2 separate regions of the Mus musculus genome follow, and region 1 is linked to region 2. Evidence: chromatin loops called from intact Hi-C (ENCODE). Cell type or tissue: heart. All regions are shown on one strand. Links, peaks and the distances in the headings refer to the core of each region. The heading gives the core; the rest is flanking DNA. Region 1 holds the start of Bmp2k (BMP2 inducible kinase). Region 2 holds the start of Gm33370 (predicted gene, 33370).

Region 1 (8,839 bases), core at 513-8,512, 75 kb after region 2:
CAAAGAGTGTGCTCATTTGAGGCGTGTGTGAATGCATGTGTGCATCTGCATGCTCATGTGTGTAGAGAGAGAATGGAGGCCAACCTTGAATGTGTCATCAAGAATACTCTTCTCTTTAGTGACAGTGTCTCACCAATTAGGATAGCATCCTCCTGCCTCCATCCCCACCCCCTGGCATTACGAACATATGCCACCAGGTCTAGCTTTTTAGGTGGGTCTTGGGGAATTGAACTCAAGCCCTCAAGATGCAAGGCAACTGTTTTTTAAAGTAACTTCCTTCCCATTTCTTAATTTCCTAGCCTTTTCAGCTACTTGTATTTCTTAGGCCATTCTTAGAGGCCCAGGAAGCTGTCCAGGTTGACAATGGCCAGGATACTTCAGTCCATGAATGTTTGTCACTTAGAAGGCCACAGGCAAAAAGACACTTCGACCAAGATGCTTGTAGCCCGAGGAGAGGCCATTCTGCTTCCAGCCTGTCTCATCCTTAGCTGTAACTATAACTGTAGTTCAAGGTCTACTGAAATGGAGAAGGTAAACTAACTAACCCACACAGATCTTGAGACACTTAATGGTTTTGATCAAAATCATGCAGAAAAAGAGAAGAACTGCATCTTTATTTTAACCTCCCACTGCGAGTTCAGCACTGTTACTGGCCTTTAGTGCTTGATATTCATAATTCGGGCCACCTCAAAACCTCCGCATCAGAAAACAAGACACAAAAAGCTAACTACCACCGCTGGGAGAGGGCAGTGATCATTCTCAATGATAAAGATGCCCAACAATCAGGTGCAGGTAGGCTAAACTTGGAGTCACCGATAGATCTGAGGTCTGAGCCTGGTCTCTACCCTTCCCTGAACCCAGTTTTACCACTAACTAGGCTTTTGGCCAAGTCATTTATTTATTCAGTGAGCACTATATGTCAGATATGCTGCTTGCCACTGGGATTTAAGAAAACAATGTGGGTCAGGCCCTTCCCTTAATAAAATTCTTAACAGTAGGCACACTGGATGGAGGCAGGCATGTGAGAGAAGCCTTATCATCAGGTGGCAAGAGCTGTTCCAGAAGTCTGAGGAGTACAGTGTGAAGTACCAGTGAGGGCTCAGTGCATTCAAACCTGCGACTGGAAAATGACAGAGCTCAGGAAAGTGCCCACGGCGGAGGCGGCCTTGCAGTTCTAGGCTGCAACCTACTCAGATGACCGAAAACAAAACAAAAAAAAAACGTTAAGCCTGACTGAACACTGGGCCCTGAAACAGCTTCATGAGAAGTGAAAGTGATTCAGGGGTCGCTGGAGTGAAATTGCTGAAAATTAGGGTCGATAAGTGATACTCTCTTTCAGGACAAGGAAGTAACATATGCAGACAAGTACTAGCCTGAGGCTTCTTCCTCCCCTCCCCCAAACCTGGTCCATTTATTTATTTATTTATTTAATTTGATTTTTTTTTGTAAATCAGTGTTGAGTATTCAACCTACTGGTCTTGAATATGATACCAACTTTCTAGATACCAGGATACACTTGTGGCCGCCTGTGACTCTTGCCATACAATAGGGTTCTCAATGTATATGTTTGCATATTGCCTAACAAATGGTTCATGCCTACTAAGGGTTGTAAAATAGGTTGTCATGAAGACTTGCTGGGCTAATGAACACAACTCACTTTAGAATAGCTCTGATACATGATACATGACCATTGCACTGCCTCGGCCACAGGAGGGAAGCTACACTTCTTAGGAAAAGGGCAGGATGTGGCTGCAATTCCAGTCTAGAACACATGCCTCTGTAAATGTAGCTTTTGCTCTCCAGTGGTATTTGTTGTCTCAGAGGCTTAATGCCTCTTACTGTCTGCGAACTTAGGTCTGGTCCTGGAAGCTTCTAGCCTCTGTACAATCTCATTTATGCCTAGAATGTTTTCATTCAGAGACTTGCCGGTGCATAAGCTCATCCTTTCTAGTTCTTTCTGAGCTCGGACTGGCTGGTTCAACTCAGCTGCTCTGGAGCAAACTGCTTTCCGAGATGACTCATCCAAACTGGCTTCTCTCTTGGCCTCTGACAGAATTGCTCTGCTTAGCTTCATACTAACTTTGGTGACATGTTCTAATCTTGCTCCTTCTCATTTTTTGGCTCCTTCACCTGTGTCTATCTTGTTCTCTCTCTCTGCAATTGTCCTGGTCGAACTGCCTTTTTCCTGTTTCTCTCTCTCTCTCTGTGCTCTCTTACATAGCTTTCTTTTCTTCTCTCTTCTTGTTGGGCGTATCCTATTCTGTCAAATCTTTCTCTAATTTGTCACTTTCTCTGACACTCAAGTAGATGTCACTATCAAACATGGTGCTTCCTTCTATTAACTAAGTTTACCTTCATTGTTTGGGATTAAAAGTGTGTACTAAGGTTGTGTCTGTATTCCAGCCAGAGCAACCATGTTGTGGGGTTAAAATTCTACTTACCTCCTTAGAAAGGATGGTATGTATACCTGCCATCAGAGTAAGTAAAAGGTACTATATACTTGGTGGCAGAACCCTTCCCAGTCAGGCATGTGGAGACCAAGGAATACATCCAGATGGTAAAGTTGTTGACTACTTAAAATTGCTCTTAAAAGCATGGTCAGTGGACAGAAGAGATGGCTCACTTCTTAAGAGTACTCTAGAGGAACAGGGTTCAGTCCTCAGTACACACCTGACTGCTCACAACTGTGTGTAATTCCAGCTCAAAAGGGTCCAATGTCCTCTCTTGGCCTCTGAGGGCACTAGGCATGTACATACTACATAGATATACATGTAGGCAAAATATCTATATACATAAAGCAATAGTTAAAAAAACCTTCAGAAAAAAACATAACAGTGTCAGGACACTAGAGTCATGAGAGAATTCTGAGTGTGAGAAAACACCAAGAAGAGAAGAGTCACAGACTCTTCTTTAAAACAGAGAAATGTTCGGAGTGTATTTCTGTGGCCCTCCAGGTGCAGCAGGTAGTTTACTTTGACTGTTGCTATTCACATGCTCCTATGGAAAAACATGTTTTCACCATGTGTGGCTTGGGTTTGTAATTGTACACATTACTCATGTGACTCTGCTTAACCCTCAGGATATAAATTGTCTGATGCTCTGAATAAAGTTGGCTATTAACATGAGACTTTAGCATGTCTCATTTTTAGGCCCTGTTCTCCATATTCATTCGGCCTAGTAGAGTGGTAAACAGGTCAGGATGTAGCTGAAGTTCTATTGCAGAAATGTGTTTCATGTTAAATGTGCCGTTGTGAACAGCTCAGTATCTTAAAACCTTTTTCTCAGATGTTTTAGTATTATGTAAATTTTTACATCACCAGGCCTGTGCTGTAAATGCCTTGACCTGCTGAGCCATTTCCAGGGCCTCACCACCCTTTAATTAAAGAATAGTTTCAAACAGTTATGAATTAGGAGTATATATGTGTGTGTGTGTAGTCAGATGACAGCTTACAGGAGCTGAGGTTGTGCCATGTGTCCCAGAGACTGACCTCGGGTTTTCAGGCTTGCATGCACATTTCCTCGAAACTCAATGGATGCCTTGGTGGTGACTTGTTTTCAGTAGGGTCCTAAACATTAACTTTCAAAATCCCCAGTCAGGATCTGTGGGTTCAAGGAAGTGCTTTTCTTTACCAAAGCAATGGTGGCCTTATGGTTATGGGTTTTTTATTCTCGTGTTCTGATGAGGTTAAGTTGTGTGAGGCCCAAACTGCTTGTTAAGCCAATCCAGTTTTGAATCGCACAAAATGACTAGATTTCTCCACTATTCTGCTTGAAAAAAACCACAACTAACTGTTGGAGAAAGGCGACTCCTAAGACTCCTCACAGTAAGGAAGATGGCCAGCTCATTTCTAAATGGAAACTCCCAAGTGCCACAACACATCAATCATCTGACATGTAATCCGACTTCCACTGAGCTGGAATGTACTTTAAATGTCAGGCCTTTGGATGAAGAATGTCAGTTTAGTGGGTTATGTGGCAGAAATGCCTGAATCTGGAGCCCTGTGTGTGTCGGACAAACAGCTTCTCTTCAAACAGCAGAGAGAAGAGTGAACAGAGGGTTATAAGCTGTCTTTTGAATAAGCATATTTCCTAATGTCTCTGCCCGTACCTCATTAAAAAGACAAAGAAAACAGCGGCGGAGAAAACATCATTAGGCTGATATTTGAGAAAATTGGAGAAATATTACACTATGGGTAGAGAGAAAAATTTACATTTTTTAGCTTAAGAAATTGGGAACTTCAAGCACCGTTATTATTATTTTAAATTAAAAGATCTTGGCATGCATTCCAGGCTGGCCTCCGATTCGTGGTTCTCTTGCTTCAGCTAGAATTAGCCTCGGGCTACCGAACCTATTTTCTATAGAGGCCAAGCTAGGCCTGATGGCGAGGCTTGCTCATAATCCCAGTACTAGGGGGCACAATGGCAGAGACAGGAAGATCACAAGTTTAAGGCTATCTCTGGTAGCTAATGAGGTCCAGGCCAGCTCAGGCTGTATGTGACTCCATGTCCAGGAAGTGGGCTGGAGCGAAAATCCTTCTCTTTGCACATTTTCTCCATTTTGCCATCCTTTCCACTCCCACATGCCCTCTGCCCGAATTCCTGTGCCCTTCCCACTGGCATGAGACTCTTGCAGTTTATGAAAAGTGAGGCAATCGGGAGTTCTTTTTCCAACGGGCGAATCTTTTGTTCGGGTGGGGTCAGAGATTGGTGCTGCCTCTGTTTCCAAACAGTCCTAAGTCTGCCGGCCTGGACTAAGGATCTGACCCTAACCTACTTTTTCAGAATGGCTGAAAGCGAGTAACTAAGACTTTTGATGCTCCAGGCCACAAGCCAGCTGTGTGACCTTGGGCGACAGGGTTACGTCTTCTCCAGCCAATGGCGATTAATGATATTTAAAAATCTTAATATCTTTTTCTGAACACAATCGCACGGCTCCGACATTGTACACACAGAGCTTTTAAAGCTCTCCCAAGTAATTCTTAAACCGCAGAACGCTTCTGAGAGCAAACATCCGGTACAGTGCGAGGACACCTGGGCTTCGCAAGTCGCCCCGTGGGAACCTGCGAGCTTCGCGCTGCTCCTCCGCCCACGCTCCGGGGAGCCCTGGAAAACCGATCCTCTCGGGATAGAGTCTGGAAAACTGGCTGAGACTCGAAGCCGGCAGCTTCCGAGAGTGGGTCACGCTGCTGGCGGCATTTAAGGACTCCAGAGCGGCACACACAATTCCAACCCGAGTAGCCCCACCGATCCGCGTGGGTTCCACCTCCTTGATAACCCGGACCCCGGACTTCACCCCTAGCCCCAGCCCCCACGTCGATGTGCCCGTTCCTCCTCCACGTGACACGGGCCGGAACCGTCACTTCCGGCGGCGGGGACAGCGCGCTTGCGCGCGGGGCTCGGCGCCCGGCTCTGCAAGCGGTTGGCACCGGCGCCGCGCCCCCCAACAGCCGCAAGGGGCGGGCGGCATCGGTGTGAGCCGGGCCGGGCCGAGCTGCGGTCTCCAGGGCACGCAGGCCGCCGGGCCTAGCGCCACGCCCCCCTCGGCCGGCCCCTCCCTCTTCCCGGGCAGCTCGCGCCCCGCGCGCCAGGCTCCGCCCCGGCCCCGCCCCGGCCCCGCCCTCCCCGCTGGCTCTGCGGGCGCCGGGCAGCTGCAGCGGGCGGCCAGGGCTGCGCGCTCGGGACGCGCGGAATGTGAGGCGCGGCGAGCCGCTGCGCACCGACGCTCGCGCGCGCGAAGGGCGGCGACCCCTCGAAGACGGTCGGCCGCGCCCGGCGCTCCGCTGTGCGACGCGCGGGTCTGGGCTCTCGCCCTCGCGCGCCCTAGTGCCCTCCTGGTGCCCTCCAGCGCGCCGGCGGGACCATGAAGAAGTTCTCTCGGATGCCCAAGTCGGAGGGCAGCGGCGGCGGGGCGGCGGCTGGCGGGGCCGCGGGCGGCGGGCTCGGCGGCGGCTTCGCAAGCTCGTCCATGGGGGTCCGGGTGTTCGCCGTCGGCCGCTACCAGGTCACCCTGGAGGAGTCGCTGGCCGAAGGTACGGGCGCGGCGGGAGGCAGGTGAGGGAGGCCGGGGTGTGGCGGCGGCTGCGGGGCCGGCCCGGCGGCGGCTGGACAGTGGCTCCGGTGTGAAGCCGCTGGCAGCTCCGGTGCGGGCACGATTGCCTGCTTAGGAGTTTGAAATCTTTCTCTGTTCTTCCTGGCGCGAGGAAAGAAATAGAAGACGTCCCAGTAAGTGATGTGGTGTCATGATTGGACCCGTGACTCATTAGGGGGTCAGATGGAGCAGTGCTGGGACACTGTCTGGCCGGTGTCCTGCGTTGCTTTCGGGTCCGAGCCTCCCGGACTTCCAGGGCGGTGGACTCCGCTGGGGTTTGTTTCTGCTAAAAACCAAAACAAAACAGGACTCCCAAACCACTGTATATGGCTATATGTATACAGATAATATGTCTCTCTCTCTCTCTCTCTCTGTGTATGTGTGTGTGTGTTGGCACGGTCTTCCAAGTTCAGTGGCTGCTTAGGGGTGGCGTGTGGGAGTAAACTTGAAGCACGTTTATCTTCGTTGTTTAGAATCTTCACACAAGGTCCCGTTTTTTGTCCTCTCTGTGTCATTTTGTTAGTACTTTAACAGGCAAAGTGGAACAGTTTAACTTTTCCATGTGAGGTTTTGGTGGCTCTTTTATTGTCTGAAGGAGGTTATGACAGCGTGTAAAAGCATAGCTAGGGAAAACAAAGTTTACTCCGTGTTAAAAATATTTCTTGACTTTAGTTTTGTATCTCTGGTGTAATTGGTTTGTAGAAAATACTTTCTGATTTCTTATTGCATGCCTTGACCTCTGAAGTTTTGAATGTGGAATATTAAGAAATATGTTGAAAAAGTCCCTGAGAAATAATCTCTTGTATGTATGTGAGTGACTTAAAAATAAGAATAAGAAAACCAGAGACTGTAGGGAGCCGTCTTGATATTCTGTGTTTGAAAAACAAGGCAGCTCCCATTTGTAGTTTTGAAATTCCATGAACAAAAGGAACCAGCACAAGAAAGAGCTGAGGGCTTCTGTCTATAAAATAAAGGAAAAGCAGACTTACATTATCAGGAGTGTGTGTCTTGATTTTGTAGGCCATTGTTCACATTAACAGCACCGCCCCCCCCTTCTGAACATTGGTGAAGTGGAGGGACGAGATTGCCAGATTTTGAGAAGGGTTTCTGAGTGGTTTTGATAGGTTTGTTCTATTGCAAACTTTGCTAGCTATTGATTCAAGAGGAATTTCAAGTGTGAACTAAGTTGGGTAGGTGTTAGCATCGGTGGCTGTCAACTCACGAGTATACTGTCAGTTGTTCAGTAGTACACTGAAGTGTAGCTTGAATGGTGTTAGCCCTTCTCACTGAGTTTCAGGTCTCTTAGTATTAAGAAAAGTACTAACATTTCATCAGTAGACTGTAAATCTTATAGCCCTCACTCTGTTACTCAGTAACGGAGCATTGATATCACTGTTAGAGTGTTCAGTGTGTGTGTGTGTGTGTGTGTGTGTGTGTGTACGCGTGCATGTGCAAGAGGACACACACATGAAGGTAGGCCCGTCACACCAGACTTGAGACAGTTCTGCTAAAGTTACTAGGCAAGCCTTGACTTTTCCATCCTCCTGCTTCAGCCTTCTAGTGCTGGGCTCGTACGCAGGTTGTTATCAACATGCACGGCTTCCACTGACTTTTGCTTTAAGTGTTTCTGTTTGGTATTCGTGGTGTGTATCCTGTGTGTGTGTATGCCTGTGGGTGCATGCATGTGTATGCCTGTGTACACTTGTGTGCAGAACAACGTTGTCTTCCTCACTTGCTTTCCACCTTAGTTTCTAAGACATTGATTGCACTCAGAGCTAGGCTGGCTAGGCTGGCGAGGTTGGCTAGTCAGTGAGCTCCAGTGATCCACCTGTTCTCTTTTTCTGCTAGCATTGGGGGCCCCCAGAAGAAGGCCACAGTGCTCAGCTTTTACATGGAAATTGGGGATGGGATCTGAATTTAGGTCCTGATAATTGCTTGGCAAGCACTTTACCTTTTGGTTTCTGCCTCATTAAAATTTATTTCATTAATTGCTGGGCGTGGTGGTGTTCTCTTTTAATACCAGGCAAGTGGATCTCTGTGGGTTCAAGGCCAGCCTGGGCTGCATAATAAGTTCTAAGACAGCAGGGCTACAAAGAGAGACCATGTCTCAAAAACAAAGAAAAAAAAAACCCATGAAAATAGGTACTTACTTGGCTTTAATGAGTGATCAGGTGGTAGGTGGAAGCAAAGGTTGAAGGAACTTTTATGAAAGATGGAATTTCCTGTGTTTACACGTTGGCTCCTGGGTCAGGTTTAACTCTAGAAGGCAGGGCCCTAGGCTTCTTTCCGATGAGCTGGGCTTCCCTTTCTAGAGCACACAACTGAAAGACTATTCACTTTAATTTTCAACATTCTGCAGGCTAGGTGAGATGCTAGGCACAAGTCTGGTCCACATATAAATATGATTAATCAATAATTGACAGACTTGCTTGTCATTTGAGGCAAGTGTGTGTGAAGAGGCGTGGCATTCAGCGTGACTGCTTGTCTTTTCAATATACCACTCTCTGTCTTACTCTGTAATTGACTGTGTTCTACAAGTTGGAATGAACACTGGCTTAGCAAATACTGAGTCACTGCTTCCAGGGGAAATGGCAGGGTTAGGTACCACAGAGCCTTGCTTCGCAGCATCCTGGTCGGCTGATTTATATGTGTGCCTATCCTTTGTGTTTAAAGACACCTTGTTTAGTGTCGTGTTAGTGATTTCTTTAGTATATCATATCTCTAGCTGAGGCCAAAATGAAGATTATCTCA
Region 2 (8,839 bases), core at 369-8,368:
TTTATTTGAGGCAAATGATAGGTAAGGTATTCAGCCTTCAACGGAAGATGATGTCAGTAGGGCATCTAAGAACCAGACCTGGCCTTTGACCTGGTTGGTTAGTTGTGTTTCAAGATGAAAAATATTTTCTCAATTCTATCCAGTTCCTCTTGGGGTAGACAAGAGCTAAAAATGAAAGAAACGACAACGTGTTTTTGTTCAGCCCGGGCTCCTGGGGAAATCCCTTAACATCCTCAGCTAGTTGCTATGGAGGCAGCCAGAGATGAGCTCAGCTAATGAATTTGGGCTGACACTGTTGTGGGACGATATGACAGTCGCAATTAGTAGACAACTGAGTGTTAGGATTGTGCACCAAATAAAAATAGAAAGGCCACAATACAATTCACCAATCTAAAACCACGAGGGTCCCCTCAGAATGTATTTCTAAATGTTGGCTGAAGGAGCTGTGCACATTGTTTTCCTGTATACCTTCTCGTCTGCAAAGATTCCAGGGAGAGCAATTTACCTGCACATTGTCGCCAGGGCACAAAGGATGGGAGCTATTTGGGGAAGTAGCTGAGTTTTTTAATACTTTTGAAACGTTGTATTCCAGCCTTGTAGGGTTTTTAGAGTTACCCGGTTGTCATTGTAGACATTCTTCTCCCAATCATCAGGTTAAGTAGAAAGGGTTAAAGAACTAGACACCATGGTTTTGTTTAAAAGGACAATGATTGTACCATTGTCTGTTCTTGTCTGTACTCTGGGCTGGAGGATTTTTTTTTCTTCTTCCTGTTCAGAGCTTCCTGTTTAGTATTGGTCTGAGCGTGGAGAAGCGTCACTCAAATTCTGTAACAACAAACTGCAAGCTAAGGCTTTTCTCTGCTTTGTTTAATTTTCCTGAAGTGCCCCCTTTTCCCGAAATGATTTATCGTTGACCCGGCATGTTTTTCATCTTACTCAACACTCCCCTGGGGACATATTTAAAAACACAACTTAACTATAGTTCTCCTGGGTAGGGAAGTGGTGGGCTGAGGCAATGAAACCAAAGCACAGATTTGAGTGACCGTGGGCTGTTGACTTTATGCTAGCCTTTCATAAAGGGAGCTTTCAAAACAGAGTGGCCATTCCGCAAACAGTGTGCATTTCGTGGAAGCCCAGCTGGCTTCACGCCTGCCTTTCTCCCGGCCACAATGATCCTAACCAGCAATGTCTTTGTGTCATGATGCAGAAAGTTGGCAAGTACACATGGGCATAATGCTGAAGGGTGACTTCTAAGTGGGGGAGGGGATAGAGAAGGAACCAAAACCCTGTGTGGTGACAGGCTCCTCTCTGACATTGGCTCTTGCAATAGAGTCCACTCACTACTGTTGCCTCTCCAGAAGGGAGTGTGGTATGTTATTTTTAGGCATAAATTGAAATTTCTTTTGTTGCTAAAGTATATATAAAATAGAAGCCTGTGTTAATTGACTTTCTTTTTCTTTTGCTGTGTTCTAAATACTTCTGGAGACATTCTCCTGTAATTAGGAAAATGACTAAAGTCTCTGAAGATGGAACTGTGTTAATGATGAAAAGTTTTGATGTCAAACCACCATTAGAATAGAGCACTAAAGGTTTTACAAGTTCTGAACACGATGAATGTTGTTGATTGCTTATTTCTAAAAGAATCTTCCTTGTTTCTTTTTCTCCTTTCTTCCCACCTAATCATAAGTCTGAGAAAGGCTGATTCCAGTTTGCATGAGTAGCCTAGTTGGTCTATACAATGTCTTCCCCCTGTCAGGAACAGACTCAAGAGTGGTCATGTGGTTCAATCACGGCCAAGTTTGTGTGTGTGTCTTAGTGTGTGTCTGTATGTGAGTGCATGTGTGTTTGTGTGTGTGTATTTTTGTGTGAATGTGTGTGTTGTGTGTCTTTGTGTAAATGTGTGTTTGTGTGTCTATGTGTATACGAGTATGTCAGTGTATGTGTGATTATCTGTGTGTGTCTGTGTGTTTGCGTGTGTGTGTTTGCGTGTATGTATTTTTGTGTGAATGTGTGTGTTGTGTGTCTTTGTGTAAATGTGTGTGTTTGTGTGTGTGTGTCTATGTGTATATGAGTATGTCAGTGTATGTGTGATTATCTGTGTGTCTCTGTGTGTGTCTGTGTGTGTTTGTGTGTGTTTGTGTGTGTGTGTGTGCCACATGAGTGCTAGGATCTGAAGTCTCAGATCCTCAAGATTGAGGAATAAGTACTCTTAGCTACTAAGACATCTGTCCAAGCCCACAGTAAGTTTTTAGAGAAGTAGGTATTTTAATTTTAGACAACTGGAGGCTCACACACACTTCTAAGAAGTACCTTAGCCATTTTAGATCTCTGTGGAGTGAGAGATGTGTCTGGGGAACACCACCATGACGCTTGAAAGATATGGATGTTTGAGAGTCAATTTTCTGACTGCCCTTTCATGTTTAACCTTTGAGGCCGCTCAATACCTGCACCGCAACCAGTTAGTAATGACGTTGCTTCCTTAAGAGCTAGAAATAGATTATCTGTAGGCACCACTTTTATACTTTTGGACTGTGGTCAAATGTGCTGGCTTTCTTGTTGATAAGCAGTCATTATCGGCTATAAGCACTCTTACAGCCTGCGATGCACAAAGTCTACATAAATTTCATGGACTGTTTAAGGATCATATGACATATGAAATAGCTCCCGTATAAACTGTTAGGTGAATTATAACATATAATTATTCTGAATTTTAAATTTTATTTAAAAATGTTTCTCTAAGAAGTCACTTGCATATTTTAAGCTCAAGGTGAATTTAAAATGTCCATGGATGGTAACAAGACGGTTTTCTTTCTAAAGGTCTGATGCACATGTGTACATGCAAACACATGCACACAGTCTGCAGAAGATTTTCTATAGGTCCTCAAATAGTCTAAGTTGACAATGGAATTTACACATGCTGGCTTTGTATGATACAGGCTAACCTTTAACCTAATTTCAGTACAATGCTTGCTAGTGATTTTTCACAAGTCCTGTTTTCCCTTGCAGGATACACACGTTGGAGAGTAGATTTTCTTTTCCTTCTTTTTTTCTTTTGTTATTTCTTGAGATAGAGTCACACTGTGTAGCCTTGCTGTCTTGGAACTCACAGAGATCTTCCTGCCTCTTCTTCCTAAATTCTGGGATTAAAGGTGTATACCAATATGACTCACTACAGATTTTATATGGATTTAGTTATATTAGTTATGTGATACATCCTGAATTATCAAAAGCTATGCTAAATGATAGACTATAACCTTCAATTAAGGTTCCTAAGACTGGACGTAGTGGCGCATGCCTTTAATCCCAGCACTCGGGAGGCAGAGGCAGGTGGATTTCTGAGTACGAGACCACCCTGATCTACAAAGTGAGTTCCAGGACAGCCAGGGCTATAAAGAGAAACCCTGTCTCAAAAAACAAAACAAAACAAAAGAATCAAACAAACAAAAAAGGTTCCTAAGACCAAGATCTTACAAATGCAGCTTTACTTTTACAGTGCTATGAATTTAGGCCAGCTTCACAGCCTCCTAAAACCTAACATTCCTCATCTACAAAATGGGGATAATATTCCCCTGACTAGGATATTATAGCATTGAGTTTATTTCTCCTCATTAAACTAAATGAACTATGACCACTGAAAACACAACCCTAGCCAGGTGAAATCCTGATTTTGAGAACCCTGGGACAGGCACAATGGCTCACACCTATAATTTTAATGTTTGTGAGACAAAGCAGAAGGGTCTGGAGTCTGAAGCCAGGCTGGGCTCATAGTTTAGGCTGTGCAAGAAGACCAGGTCTTAAGAAACATTTTTTTTTTTTTAATTAAGACTCATCGAGCCACTGATGTGGCTCAGTGGATAAAGCACTGACTTCGAGTGGGAAGACTCAGTTTTGGATACTCAGCACATAGAACCCAGGCAGGGGTCCTCAGAACAAGCTGCTGGGCTGAACTTGCTGAAATCGTCAAGCACTAGGTTCAGCGAGAGATCTTGCCACAGGGAAGAGCAATCAAAGAAAATTCCCAGTGTCACCATCGGGCCTCTACATGCATACACATGCACATCGCACACATGCATACACACATGTGCACGCACATATCCACATACACACATGCACATACACATGCTCTAGCATACTCACGTACATGTGGCAAATATACATAAGCACACATACACACTTACATGCAAACAAAATTACAAAAAGAATCATAGACCTGTGATGAGTCTGTGATACACATGGGTTTGTCCAGCGCTGGGCACAGTGATGATACCTCGCAATGGCCCAGACAGTGCTCACTGATAATTTTCACTATCTGCTGGTCACAGCTTCCTCACTATGAGTAATGCTTTCTCTTTCCACCGCTTCTCAACGCTGCTTCCCGAACCCATGTGACCACCCAGAGACATGGGTCATGGGCCACAGGACATAAGATATGAAATAATACTGCGAGAGAAACACATTTTTAATTCAGCCTGTCTGTGGAGATGGGTGGGTAACACTCTTGTCTCTCTCCTATAGAGAAACTTCCTTTCAAATAAACACACTGAAAAGTAAGGAGAGGAAACCTTACAAAATCAAAAGAGGATGTCAGGAAACGTGGGACGTGCGTGGGGTTGTTTTCTCTTCCCAGGTGTTTTCCTAATTAATCAAATGTATTTATAACTTTTGCTGATTTCTGATTAGCCATTTGTGTTTATAACTCACATTAAGGGAATGACAGTTTCAATCTTCCTTTCCTCAAATCCAGTTTGTGAAATGATAAAACCGTTGTCGAGAAAGGGAACCAATTTAACCACTTCCGGTTTGTTTCCCAGAAACATTAGCGTCTTGAAGCCATGTTTCTGAGATCTGAAAAGGACGCTCATGACATTGTCTTCCCTTCCTTCTTCCACAGAACCCACGAGGCTCTCAGCCACCCCATGTTCACTCAGAGGGGTGTAAACTAGCACACCTTACAGAAGCAAAAAGGACAGGTAAGGTTTTCTTTCTGTCTTAGATTCTGGTTCTTGCTTCTTTTAAAGGACTTTAAACACAGAGACAAACCAACAAGTGCTGAACTCAGAAAGCACACTCACACTCTTTAAGAGCTGAGCACGGAACAATCTCTTGTACTTTCCAGTGCCTGGCTGCATCCCTGTGAAAATGAGGGCCCTCAAGGCCTCCCTACCTGTACAGGCACACGAACACACTGCAGGCAGCTTTTCCTGCCTCCAGACGATGGGAATCTGCAGCCCCGGGTAGTTCCTGAGCAGCGCACTTCCTCTCCTAGGTTGAGGCATTTTATCTGTGAACCAAGTCCCAGAATTCCCACCTGGCTAGAAGCCAGAATAAACACGAGCATTGTCCTGCAGTCCTCTTCTTTGCTGAACAGATAAATAACAACGTCAGGTTTAGGGTGGGTTTCTTTACAACTGCCTTTGACTTTAATTCATACCTTTTCCTCAAAGAATACAGTGCAGTCCGTCTTTTACATGTTTATGATCTGAATCAGACAGATAAAAGATCAATCGCCATGTAGCTCCATCCTGAGAGCTTCCTTTCAAGGGGCAGGAAGTAGTGTTCTCTTAAAAGCAGCCCCCCTTTACTCCTTAGTTTAAAACCCTAGGAAAATATCTGTGGCAGACCTATGTTATTTTCATCTACCCAGCATCCTTCCTTTGGAAAAACCACGACTTCCCTTTCTGCCAGTCACTATGTCCCTCCTCTACGCCATCCATCCTGGGCCATGGACATAGGTGTGGCCAAGCCTAAAATTCTTCATTATATTAAAACAGTGGTGTGGAGACAGACTTTCTTTCTCTGAGGACACTGAAGAAGGGCACATCTCAGCGAACAGCTGCTATTTCCACATGTGGAGGACAGACAGAAGAGACTCAACAACAGGAGAAAGCATTAGAAAGGGGAGGCCTAAAGATGGAGAGGAGGAAGTGAGGAGTTGGAAGAAGTGGGGAGGAGAAAGAAGAGAGGGGAGGAGAGGAAGGCATGATGGAGGAAGAAAATGAGGGGAAGGAAGTAGAGTCAGGAGATAAGAGAGTAAAGGAGGAAGAGAAGCAGGCGCAGCATAGGGAGAAGAACAATCGCCACAGAACCATGATTGGAGACAGCTGAATCCTGAGCTTGTTACTTGTGTTAAAGGCCCAAATGACAACAATTCAGCTTAACGGCCTCAGCTGGCTTTATTTTCAATTCTAGAATTGGGCAACACTTGATTCCCTAAACTAGACTAAGTGTTCCCAGGGGCTGAGCCGAAGAAGTCAGTGTTACAGACAAAGGAAAGCTAAAGAAAGCAGAGACAAAGGGAACAGAAAAGGAATTAATTCCAGTACTCTCGTTGTAAAGGACAAGCAGGGAGTCAGAACAATAGGGCCACAGCTATTTAGTTAACACGGTGCTACTTCAGGTTACCCTCCTTGGTGAGAAGTAAGGCAGAGCGACTACTACCCTGTGGACTGCCGTGGGCCTATTTGGGAAAGTTGGCTGTTAGAGTCCCATCCTGATGTCTCAGAAGGCCAGATAGGTAGCTTCATTTCAACTGGTTAGTAAGAACGGTCAGTGTGAGTGACTCCATTTTCATTTTTAATGGGAGCCATTAGCTCTGCCCGGAGGAGCCCAGCAGGAAGCAAAAGCCTCCTCTGACTTGTGTAACTCTTGAGTCATGCAGTCTCTTCTTTTGAAATATGAAAGCCAGAGAAGCCTAACAGGCAAGGTAGTTGCTCATTTATTTCTTTGTTTAACAAATATCTGCTGCATACTTTCATGGTTTAAAACTGAAATATCTCCTCAATCTCTGCCTGGACCGCTTGGTCTCCAGCTGGTGATGCTATTTGGGGAAGTGGTGGGAAACTGAGGAAGTGGTACCTGCCTGAAGGAAGTGGGTCATTGGAGTAAGACCTCACTGGTATCTTGTCCCAGACCCCTCCATGTTTGCTTCTTTCCATGTGAGGTAAACAGCCTCATATGCCCTTGCCACCACCATGAAAGCAAACTATGGCTGCTATGACCCAAAACAAATATTTTGTCCCTTAAGTTCATTGCTCAGGTATTTTGGTCATTACTTCAGAAATCTAACTGAGAAAGCCAGTACAAGAGAAGTGGGCCCCTTGCTGAGAAGACACAAATGTGTGCTGTTTTTAGTGCATTGGAACTGGTTTGTGGAAGAGATTGGAAAGGTCTAGAAAAAAGTGAGTCAGGGAAAACCTAAGACACTGTAACTAGAACTTAACCGACAGTGTTCATGGGATCATGAGAAGACCAGGAAGCTGAGGGAAATGTGGACAGTAAAATCTGCATTCTAGAGGCTTCAGGTCGCAATGGAGACCTGGAGAAAGTTGTCATTCCTGTTATATCTTGGCCAATAATTTATCCATAATCTGTCCATGTCCTAAGACTTTGCCTGGAGATGAATATGTAAGTAACTGACAAATTAATTTGAAAGGAGATTTCAAGATAGGAGGGCATTCGGGCCGTGTATGGATATCGTTGGCTGCTTTCAGATAAGCTGACAGTAAGAATGGGAAACAAAATGCAGCCCAGAGGGATCCGAGACACAAGCGACCTTAGGAGGTGAGCTGCCGAGTATTGTGGTTGGAACTTGAATGCGCTGCCACAGGTTCGAGTGTTTAGTGCTTGGTCCCCAATTCATGGTCCAGCAGTACAACTAAGGGTTCCTTTTCCATTCCAGTTAAAGAATTAAAAGGCCGAAAAAAAATTGTGCTAGACAGGTAGGGAGATTGTCAATCCCATTGGTGAGAATAAGACCACTACCACAAGTTTTGAACCAAATTTGAAGCAAGTTTTATTGCGTACTGGCCAGGACCATGGATCCTGGCCAGGAGGGTGATACCTGTATTCCCAGAGTATGGTGCCCGGTTACATTAGTCAGGGACTTATAAAGTCAAACCTGCAAGGCTATAAGTTTCCTGTCTTTGTCCAATCAGGGACAACCATATATGCTGACATACTTCCTGTCTGTGTGTGACCAAGCACACATCCGGTGCAGCGGGGGCAACCATCTTGTTACAGAAGCACAAGCCTCTGGGAGGACTTGGAAGCAGAGGCAGACAGATCTCTGTGAGTTTGAGGCCACCCTGGTCTACAAAGCATGTTCTAAGAGAAACATAGTCTGGAAAACAAAACAAAACAAAACGTTACATCTGAAACCGTTTAGTATAAGTCAAACCTGTCTGTGAGTGTGCCCTTTTTTATCAGGAGACCTAAGAGATCTGGAAAAGCAAGGCTTGATTCTCATATATGACACGCATTGACCAGGCAGCTGCAGCCTTGGTGGAGAAGCTGGTTGCTTGCCACTGACAAACAGACAAAGCTACTGTTAGCTGTCAACACCATCAGAGATCTGAGAAGGATAAACTGTAGCAGGAAGTATAACCCAAATGGCCTCTGTGTCTATTAAAATGACAGAGACTTACCAGCTACCTGCATGATAACCCTAGTCCACTCCTGTGGTCTCCATGGCCTCACGGGGGTGGGGGGGTGGGGGGGGTGGGGGGGTGGGGGAGTGAGGGGGTGGGGGGGAGTGAGGGGGGTGGGGATGGGGCAGAAGTTGTAGGTCTTCAACTGCTGCACAGGACAGAATGCAGAAGGACTGAGAGATTTTCCTGGGGATGAGAAACTTGGGAAATTGGCCTACTTTGACTTAGGCTGGATAGACAGATAGTCAGCCCTATAACATCCACAGTGTGTGCAGGGTCCTGGCAACAGGCAAGGCATGGGGCAGTTTTTCCCAATGGTCAGCGTCACCACTGTCCAGATGTATGCCCCATGTGGGTTCTCTGAAGACATTAGGGTTGCCTCAAGGAGCTGGCATTTCTGTTTATCACAGGAA

The links. Hi-C counts contacts between places; a loop is a spot of excess contacts. Peaks named below come from ENCODE experiments on the same cell type or tissue, not always from the same donor. Only the 100,000 strongest peaks of a DNase experiment are listed, where the experiment ranks them.
Region 1: a loop joins it to region 2, with 1.9 times the contacts of the local background. A loop is called at or near these places in 17 of 42 quality-filtered maps.

The regions. Positions count from the first base shown.
Region 1 is chr5:96,992,068-97,000,906 of GRCm38, forward strand. It overlaps Bmp2k (BMP2 inducible kinase), which reads left to right and starts at 5,622. Exons shown (of 16, transcript NM_080708.1): 1 at 5,622-6,029. The coding sequence starts at 5,861. In heart, for the core only: a CTCF peak has its summit at 5,439; DNase peaks (open chromatin) are centred at 5,464, 5,884 and 6,254; H3K4me3 peaks cover 3,883 bases; H3K27ac peaks cover 3,825 bases.
Region 2 is chr5:96,916,898-96,925,736 of GRCm38, forward strand. It overlaps Gm33370 (predicted gene, 33370), which reads right to left and starts at 5,252. Exons shown (of 3, transcript NR_168888.1): 1 at 5,165-5,252. It overlaps Gm8013 (predicted gene 8013), which reads left to right and starts at 4,375. Exons shown (of 3, transcript NR_131152.1): 1 at 4,375-4,485; 2 at 4,892-4,970. In heart, for the core only: no CTCF peak of the experiment used is centred there; DNase peaks (open chromatin) are centred at 1,124 and 5,214; H3K4me3 peaks cover 311 bases; H3K27ac peaks cover 5,123 bases.